Linked DNA regions of Homo sapiens: region 1 is linked to region 2. Evidence: chromatin contacts called from ENCODE Hi-C or POLR2A ChIA-PET data. All regions are on one chromosome and are shown on one strand. Each heading gives the region's core, a stretch centred on a gene start or an enhancer-like site at or near the end of the contact. The rest is flanking DNA. Distances are from core to core; before and after follow the strand shown. Region 1 has its middle 36 kb from the start of GLI3. Region 2 has its middle 210 kb from the start of LINC01448.

Region 1 (4,350 bases), core at 901-3,400, 220 kb before region 2:
TACATATACAAAATAAAGCAATAGTATTGCTTTACTATCAATTTACCTCTCAGTCTGCTTCTCGAGCTCTTGGTTTCATATCTCTTCTTTATCTTTGATCTTTTCACAGAAGTCTATTCTCCTTTTCCCAAGAGCTTTAAATTCCTATGTCCTACTGGGAACACCAATCAGCCTTTTTTTGAAATGTTCTCGTGTGTCTTGTCAAAAATAATTACCAGAGGTGAACTGTGCCTCCCAAACTTCCAAATAATACTTTTTCCTTGTGGTGCTGTATTTCCTCCATAGATACTACACCATTATTGTGGTTGTTTTCTCTTTAATTATCCTTAAATATAGTGAGAATCCCCTGCCCCAGACCCTTGGTCCTGTGCACCTGCACTTGGGTCCATGAAGAGTTCTCCCAGATGGAAGGCAGTGGAGCAGGTCAATGCACTCAATTACTTCCCTTTTCTCATTATTCATCTAGTATGATTCTTCTGGATTTAATTGGAAAATTCACCTGTTCTCTGCTCAGTTCTCTCAAAATTAGGGAAACACGTATATTTTATATAAGTATAGACTCTCTTCAACATATACATCCAGGGAAAACTCCCAGCCCAGGGTCCCCTGTCCCAGGCATCTTTATATCTTGACTCCTACCCATAGCATTTTATGTGAAAGGAACTATCTGCCTGTGGGTAAAATGTATTCTCTTCTGCTTCTTACTTAGGCATAGAACACATATGTGAAGAGTTCACTTCAAAGGCTGGGTTTGTGTAGATGCCTGTGATTCACATTGTCAGAGAATTGACTGTAGGGCTACGTTGCTCTTCAGCTTAGTACCGGAACTGAACTGAAGGAAGCAGTTGCCCCTTAGGAGTGGGCAGGAAGCTCCGCCCATGAAACAGATCTGCTTCTCCATTGAACTGGAACCTCTAAACAAATGTAAAAAGGGAATGCCGATAACTCGTGGAGCACTGAATGGATCTGATGAGCATAAATATGTGTGTCAGAAATCAGTGCCTCGGCAGTAATGGCTATACACATTTCCTTTTTCTCTTTTTCCCATCAGTTACAGAACACATATGTCCCAGCTAGAAGTAGACAGTGAGGGAAGTTTGAACCTTCGTCCTACCTACTTTGTTGTAAAGGGAAATCGTATATTTTGAAGGGCAAAGCATGTACAAACTTGTTCTGCATTTCAATCCAGCCACAACTAAATATGCTTGGTAGTAATTTTTAGGAATACATCTAAGAACTTTCCAAAATGTTGCCTGTGATCCTCGTTTTCAGAGCTGCCTAATTTTTTTTTTCTGGTCAGTGTGATAGAACTGTGGGAGAAAAATGTCAAAAATTTATTTTAAAATTGGAGGTCCCTGTTTTCAATTTAAATACTTTGTTAAACATACTTTAAAAAGTCGTGACCTTTTATAACTTCTCACTAAACTTGATGCAGAAACACAAATAATTCTCAAAAAAAATTAGCTGACAGAATCTTTGAGGAATTTTCACAAACTGTTAAGATTAGTGGAGATAGATGGAAGAAAGAGAACTGGTAGCTTGCCCACCCACCACCTTGTTAAGACACAGCATTCTGGCTCATAAAATTGATGGAAGTAAGGATGAAAGACATTTAAACTCTTCTCCACTCTATGACCCCTGACTCAGAGCCATGATTTGACTCAACCAGAGAACCTGGGGGCCATCACTTTACTCTGTGGGTGCCCTTCCCTGCCATAGGCTTCTACATTGTTTCCTGATACTCAGCAGGAATGGAGAACCAGACTAGCAGTGGTACATTGTATTCAAGCAGATACTTAACAGGATAGGCTTTTATTTATGCTGGTGATGGTGATTCACATGTCAGAGAATCGGCCCCAGGACTGGTGGCTCTTGCACTTACTACCAGAGCCCAACTAGAAGCAATTCCCCTTACCCACAAAACAGATCTTTTGCTGGAGGTGTTAAAAAGTGGATTAAACCACCTGCTAAGTGGACTATCCAGGGAAGATCTTCAAGGTACATACAGGCCCAAGTTAAGGTTATGAATCGAAGAGAAAGGTGTTTTGCTTTGTTAATAATGTCAAAGATAAAGAGACAAAGCTGAGAATGAAACATGAGGCAGAAAGCAGTGCACTGCAACTAAAAGCAGCAAGAGGGAGCAAGGATGCCTGAGAGGATGCCTGTGACTCAGTCTAGAACACAGAGGCAAGGAGCTAGAATCTGCCTCCAGGGTGGGGAGGAAGCCATGCACAGCATTCTGGGGAATGACATTCCCACACTTCCTTGGCCAACGGAGAACCTTGGTCTGATTAAAATGATCTGGATGTAAATCTGCCTCTGCATAGTGAGATGACCAGCCAGAGGAGTCAGGAGATGCCTGTTGCAGGGCAACAGAGTCACACATATTTGGCTTCTTTATGGAGCTCATGGGCAAACATAATTTGGATGGGTCTCCATGTGCAACACTGTTTTAGTTATAATGATATATTCTGGAGAACAATATGATTTTGGTAACTTAGAGAACTACCTTTTAAGGCTCCCTGGCATTTTTGTTTTGTTTTGTTTTTTGGTTAAAGACTCTGTTCTCCCCTTCCCCCACAGCCCTAATCTCAGCGTTCTGAAGTAGGCAAAAGCCTCCCTGTCCCTAACTCCCATTATTACTCTTCAGTAGAAAATAACTTTGGGGTAACAAAGAAGGAAGGATAAAATACACAAATAAACTTGGTAGAAGCATATATGAATTGCTTAATATTTACTGTGAAATTATTAACTTCTATGCAAGGTTTTATATTATGAAATTGTGTTCTGTAAACTTAAAAAATAGTCCAGTAATGTTATTACAGTTAACTTCATGGTATAAACAACGCAAATGCACAGGCATTGTACGAAACAAAAAGTGGGATGATTTTCCATATACGTATTAGTAATAGAAAGTGAGTCATGCTTGAATTGCAAAATATGTATGTGGTAAAGGCCAGTAATTTGAAGTTTTATGTCAGAAAAATTGCTGATCTAGCTGTCTCACCACGCTGTGGGAATAACCAATCAACTCACAACATGATCAGGTCAAGAAGTAATTTATACTTAAAAAAGCAAAAAATGGGAGCAATTACAAATTACAATGAATTTAAGATAGCGAAAAGGAAAAATTAATAACAAAGTACCTGGTCCCCCCAAATGGAAAGTTTCCAGTCTGTATGTGTATGCACAGTAGAGTATTTGTAAAGTTAGAGCCTTGTGTGGCTGCTGTATTTAAAAAAGATACTAATTTAGAATTCTCAGTAAACTCAAAGAACTTGCTAATTTTAGTCCATAAATTATCAAATTTTAGTTATATTTAATATCTCAATTAGGAAGTTATAAAAAATAGCTCTAAGTGGTAAGGTTCTATGGAATTATGAGTCAGCCACCAAAAAGAACTCACAAGTGGACTTTCATATCTCTGAGAAGGTCTGTTAGCAGGTCCCCAGAACTATGCTTGGAGAACCCTTGAGCTGATGTGTCCTCAATTTGGGAGGGAAGACAAAGAAAGGTTTTGCTTGGAGTTAGTACCAACCTTTAAGGCAGAGAAAACTTGACCCATGAGGAATGAAATATAGAATGATGTAATATTCCTGGACCACAAATAGAGAATTGCTCTTTAAAGCACCAAAATTTTTAAGAACCTTTTTTTTACTGGAAATTGTTCCAAAGATGTGCACTAATCATTTCTTTGGCTTTTAACTAGCAGGTACTCATACTAATTATGTGGCCTTTGTCATCACTATTAATATCAGTTGTTGCAAAACGCTGTAATAAAGTGATACCCATAGGGTTTTCTAAGAGTGGGATACTTGCATCTACATTACATAATCACAATCTAGTCCTTTAATCCAGAAGTTTTAATAGTTTTTTTCCCCAGTCCTCTTTCTCACTGTCAGTGCATCAATTCTCACCTTTCACTTTTTCTCTGGTCATCTTGCTAAGCTTTCTAAACTGATGCTTCTGATGTGAATAAAAAACTACTACTGTATAAAGAATTAAGTTTTAAAGCATATTCTAGGCCAAGCGTGGTGGCTCACACCTGCAATCCCAGCACTTTGGGAGGTTGAGTCGGGAGGATTGCTTGAGCCCAGGAGTTTGAGACCAGCCTGGGCAACATAGCAAAACCCTGATGCTGAAAAAAAAAAAAAATTAGCCATGTGTGGTGGCCACTGCCTGTGGTCCCAGTTACTCAGAAGGCTGAGGTGGGAGGATTGCTTGAGCCCAGGAGGTTGAGGCTACAGTGAACTGTGATCATGCCACTGCACTCCAGCCCAAGTGACAGAGCCTGACCCTGACTCAAAAACCAAACCAAAACAAACCAACAGAAAAGCATATTCTAAGTGT
Region 2 (4,762 bases), core at 216-2,715:
CAGGTGCCTGACAGCAGGAGCAGCCGGATTTTGGAAAGGGAGGAGGCCGGGACGCATGCAGCTTGGTGGGGGCTGTGTCCGAGGTCCGCAGGGAGAAGCTGAGCGACAGCCCCAGCAGGGACCTACTGCTGGCGCCCACTCCCCGCGGCCGCTGGCCAAGTGTGGGCTCTCGGGTTCGTTTCCACCCAGCGCGGCGGTGTTATTCGGAGAAGGAAAATAAATGTCTGCGGTTGCTCTGCCGGGCTGCGGGGGCGGTGCCCTGGAAGGAGGGGCTGTGCATCTGCACCATTTCTAGGAATGTCCGCCCTCTGGGAACCCAGCCCTGAAGTGCTCTGAGAATGAGCCGTGTTTACGGAAAGCCTCTGTCTCATGCTCCGCATTCTCCGTTCTGATTCTGACCACAGCAAGAGTGGACGCTCTCCACGCCTGGAGATTCCCATTCCAGCTTAGCCTTGCCAGGCACCCATTCTTATCAGGGCTGCAAGATCTTTCCCCTTGGGACCCCAGGGTCCCTACATCCCCTCTCAAGGGCTTAAGCTGCTCTGATTTCAAAAGGCATGCATTAGGGTGCCCCCTCTGCAGCCTAACCACTTCCCACACTGCGGAGCAGAGCTGCTAACCAGTCCTCTCATTCCTGCTTGCTTTGGCTAGCTTTCAACACCCCAAATCACACACACCAAATGCAGGTGGCTCTACCTGGGAAGGGGAAACGATTTATTGTGAGGGGCATTTTGCATGTTGCTCAGTGAGATGAAGGCAAGCTTTGAGGAAAAAGTTCAGCTTTTTATTTGGCCTCTTATCTTTGAAAGTCTAATTAATGAATCCACAAGTAGAGCATTTACCTGGACATTATAAAATACTTTGGATTTTCCTAGCCTCTGTGCCATCCCCTGATGAACCCTGAAGCTCTCTTTTTCATTATGTGTCTCAGAGCAGGCAAACTCCAGGAAGCCCAGCCTGGCGAACGCTTCCCATCAGACAACTCTGTCTGGAGCCACCATTTGAAAATATCCCCAAGGCTATTGTATTCAACCTTTACTTAAAGATCATTTCTATGAGGCATCCAATTTCTGCGGCTCCCTTGGGCTGCGGTTTAAGACAGGCTTCACAGTATTTACTGTTTATAGTTTTGAGCTGACAGCTATTTAAGGGCAAGAGATTTCATCTGCCACCATGTCTCACAGCTTTTGCCACCAACACATTTACCAGACGGAACAAGCTGGAACTTTGTGAAACCAAGGAAACAAGTGTAATATGGTTTAGGGGGAAAAAAATTAAAATTTGGAGTTATTTTCCTGCTGATTGTTTCTGTGTGCTCCGTCACATTGAATTATGGGGAGCTGGCGTATCAATGGCATCTGTATGGCCTGCAATAATAGCCACTTGTTCATCAGACATGTAGGATGGTTGGCTCTACTGATCTTGGCTGAGATCACCTACATTCATGGCTGGCTGTTGGCTGGGGTGACCGGGGTGACTGATCTCTGCTTCCCACGCCTCTCATCCTCCAGCAGGCTAGCCTGGGCATGTCATCAGAGTAAAGCAGAAGCACAGCAGAAATACTCGCGGTCTCTTGAGACCTAGTCTCAGAATTAACTTACCATCAAGTCCAGTGAATTCTAGTCTAAAGAAAGTTCAAGGTCAGCCAATTTTTAAGGCAATGGGAGAATAAACTCTGGAAAGAACTGTAAAGTCACAAAAAAAATCACTGGACACAGGGAGGTTTGAAGTATTGGTGCTATTAATACGATCCACCATGGTTGTATACATGCCTTTCTCCTCTTCCCTGGAGTTCTTCCACCATGTCTTATTTATCTTTCTGTCTGCCAGTTCTTAGGACAGCACATGGCATGTAGTCAGTATTCACTAAGCAACCTTGCATTACTTTGCGCATGAGTGCACATTAGAATAGGCTCCGATACTACAACTACATTTTAATTTTTTTCTTGCAACAATTACATCAGTATTAGAGATGCCTCATTGCCCTCCACCCACACCTACTTCCAGCATTTCCTCTTTACATTTCCCTATCATGTGTCTAGGTCTGGATTATTTTTATTTATCTACTCAGCATCCAATGGAGCTTTTGATATATTGCATCATTTTTGGAAAAGATGTAACCATTTTCTGTTTGACGAATTCTCCTCCACAATTCTCTCTATTCTCTCCTTCTGGAATGCATATTATGTGTATGAATCAGACTTTTCTTATTACATCCTTCATGTTTCTTAACTTGTTTGTTTATCATCTTGTCATTCTCTTTTTTTTCTCCTCTTTTCTGTCTCAGGCTATGTCTAGTTTTGTTGTTGCTGTTGTTAATACTTCTCTCTTCAGTTATGTCTAATATGTTAACAGAGTACCTCACATAGGGGCTGTAGCTTAGAATCACCTGGCAGATTAACAAAATATCAATGCCTGGTCCCACCCCTAGAATTTCTGGTTTAATCGGTGTGGGTCAGGAGATGGACATCAATAACTATGATGCGTAACCAAGGTTAAAAACCATTGATTACAACTTTTTTTTTTTAGAATTTTTTCTCAGTGACTGTATTTTTTTCAGCGTTTCTACTGGAAAAAAAAATCCACTGACTCTTCTTTCATAAACTCTGTTTTTATTTTTATCATGCTATTTCTTCCATAGGACATTTCAAACAGGTATATTTAGATCTCTTTTAGATTGCTCCATTATTTCTAACTCCTAAAATGTAAATTCCCTCATTAGTTGAGTCTGTAGACTGTTATGATGTTGAACTTCTTCAAAAGCTTTATAATTTTTGACTATGAATTCATCTTGCATCTTGTGCCTTGGGTTATAAGGACCTCCTAATGGATTGTTTTCACACTTGCCTGTGCCTGGTCCTGTGGATTTCATCGGCTCCCAGTGATGTTTTATGTAAGTGCATCTTCTTAAGGTTTATACTACACACACAGCTCCGACTCAGGGTCTGTATCTAGCCACACATAGGCTTGGTGTTCTGAGCTCAAGCAAGTAACATGTTTCACAGCCATTACCTGGGGCAGAAGGCTAATTTCCAATCTGGAGGGTAAGGATATCTGGATTTTTATTTGTGAACTCACAATATATTCCCCAGTTCACGTGGGGAGCCCAATTCTGGCTCCTCAGCTGGCATTTGTCATTGGGCATCCCCATGTCCAATTCTTGGGCCTGTCACATACCCCTATTTTGTGTGTGTGTGTGTGTGTGTGTGTGTGTGTGTGTGTGTGTGTGTGTGTTTTATTAATATTTCTTTTTTGAGCACTTACTTACATTCTGCACCACTCACCTTGGCAACACATCTTTTGCTTCTTTGTACTATGTAGATTTCCCCTTCATTTTTCTTACTTGGAAATATCCCTTTGGTACTCTTAAGCTAGTACATGTATTTTCTCAATAAAATTTTATTATAGATAGCTTCAAATTTACAAAAATTGCAAAGATAATGCAGAGTTCTATATACCCTATGCCCGTTTTCCCCTCTTGTAAATATTTGATGTTAGTATACTACATTTGTTACATCTAATGAATTAATATTGACATGTCATTATTAGCTAAAATCCATATTTTATTCTGATTTTCTTAGTTTTTACCCATGCTCTTTTTCTGTACCGGGACATTTAGTCATCATGTCTCCTTAGGCTTCTCTTGGCTGTGATGCTTTTCTGGGCTTTTCTTAATGCTACCTCTATCTCTCTGGTCTTCTTTCCAAAAACTCATGACCTCAGTTTAATTATGAGAACAATATCAGGCATCATGTCAAATATAGTCATGTCTCCTTAGGCTTCTCTTGGCTGTGATGCTTTTCTGGGCTTTCTTATTTTTGATGACCTTAACAGGTTTTTAATTTTAAAAAACTTAAAAAAAATTTTTTTTGAGACAAAGTCTTGCTCTGTTACCCAAGCTGGAGTGCAATGGCATGATGACGGCTCACTGCAATCTTGAACTCCTAGGCTCAATGATCGTCCCACCTCAGCCTGCCAAGTAGCTGGGACTACAGTTGTGCTGCCATGCCCAGCTACCTTAACAGTTTTGAGGACTACTAGTCAGATATTTTTATAGAATGTCTTTCAGCTGGGAATTTGCGTGATATTTTTCTCATAATTAAACTGAGGTCATGAGTTTTTGGAAAGAAGACCAGAGAGATAGAGGTAGCATGTCTCATAAGGGGATATGGAAAGTAAGAAATATCCTGGGGCTTACTTGAGAAGAAAGCCACTAAGTGCAGCTCACACTTAAGGAATGGAGAACTGTGCTCCATCTCCTTGAGGGAAAGAATCTACATAAATTATTTGGAATTTTTCTGCACAGAAAATTTTGTCTGTTCTTCCCTGTTTATTGATTTCTTAATTCAATCATATCAGTATAGACTCATGGATATTTATTTTATACTTTAGATTATCATTGAATACTCTCATTGCTTATTTTATTGTTAAAACACTACAATTTTGGCTATTGGGAGCACTTTCAATTGGCTCCTGTGTCTCTTTGACATACCCCCATCATTGTGTGCATATACTTTTTTGTTGTTGGTTTTGAGCGCTTACTTACATTCTGCAACACAAGATGCTTCAGACTCGTGTTGCATATTCTCTTAGTCCTAGAATCAACCATTTCCCCAAATGTAGATTGTTCCTATTATTGGATAATAGTAGTAGAAATGAAGATCTGGGGCACTAGATGTGCGTGTTGCTAATGGAGTTTGTTGCCTCTAAGCCATTTTAGCTTACAGAAAATGTGTGTATATTAATCCATTAATGTACATGT

The links. Hi-C counts contacts between places; a loop is a spot of excess contacts on that map. ChIA-PET counts read pairs that join two places held with the same protein, here RNA polymerase II (POLR2A). Pooled maps may share reads with other maps.
Region 1: a map of MCF 10A shows a loop between it and region 2 (9-fold over the local background). The contact joins two enhancer-like sites. A Hi-C loop is called at or near these places in 1 of 168 maps with a recorded cell type or tissue (MCF 10A) and 1 of 50 pooled maps. POLR2A ChIA-PET finds 5 or more read pairs at or near these places in 1 of 52 experiments (MCF 10A).

The regions. Positions count from the first base shown.
Region 1 is chr7:42,271,306-42,275,655 of GRCh38, forward strand. No RefSeq gene overlaps it. Among named protein-coding and RNA genes, the nearest start is that of GLI3, 36 kb to the left of the region's middle. Within about 2 kb of position 2,151, at least 2 of the 41 ENCODE cell types and tissues checked have a DNase peak (open chromatin) inside an H3K27ac peak, as active enhancers do.
Region 2 is chr7:42,493,431-42,498,192 of GRCh38, forward strand. No RefSeq gene overlaps it. Among named protein-coding and RNA genes, the nearest start is that of LINC01448, 210 kb to the right of the region's middle. RefSeq lists enhancers at 78-578, 180-474 and a silencer at 180-474. Within about 2 kb of position 1,466, at least 16 of the 41 ENCODE cell types and tissues checked have a DNase peak (open chromatin) inside an H3K27ac peak, as active enhancers do.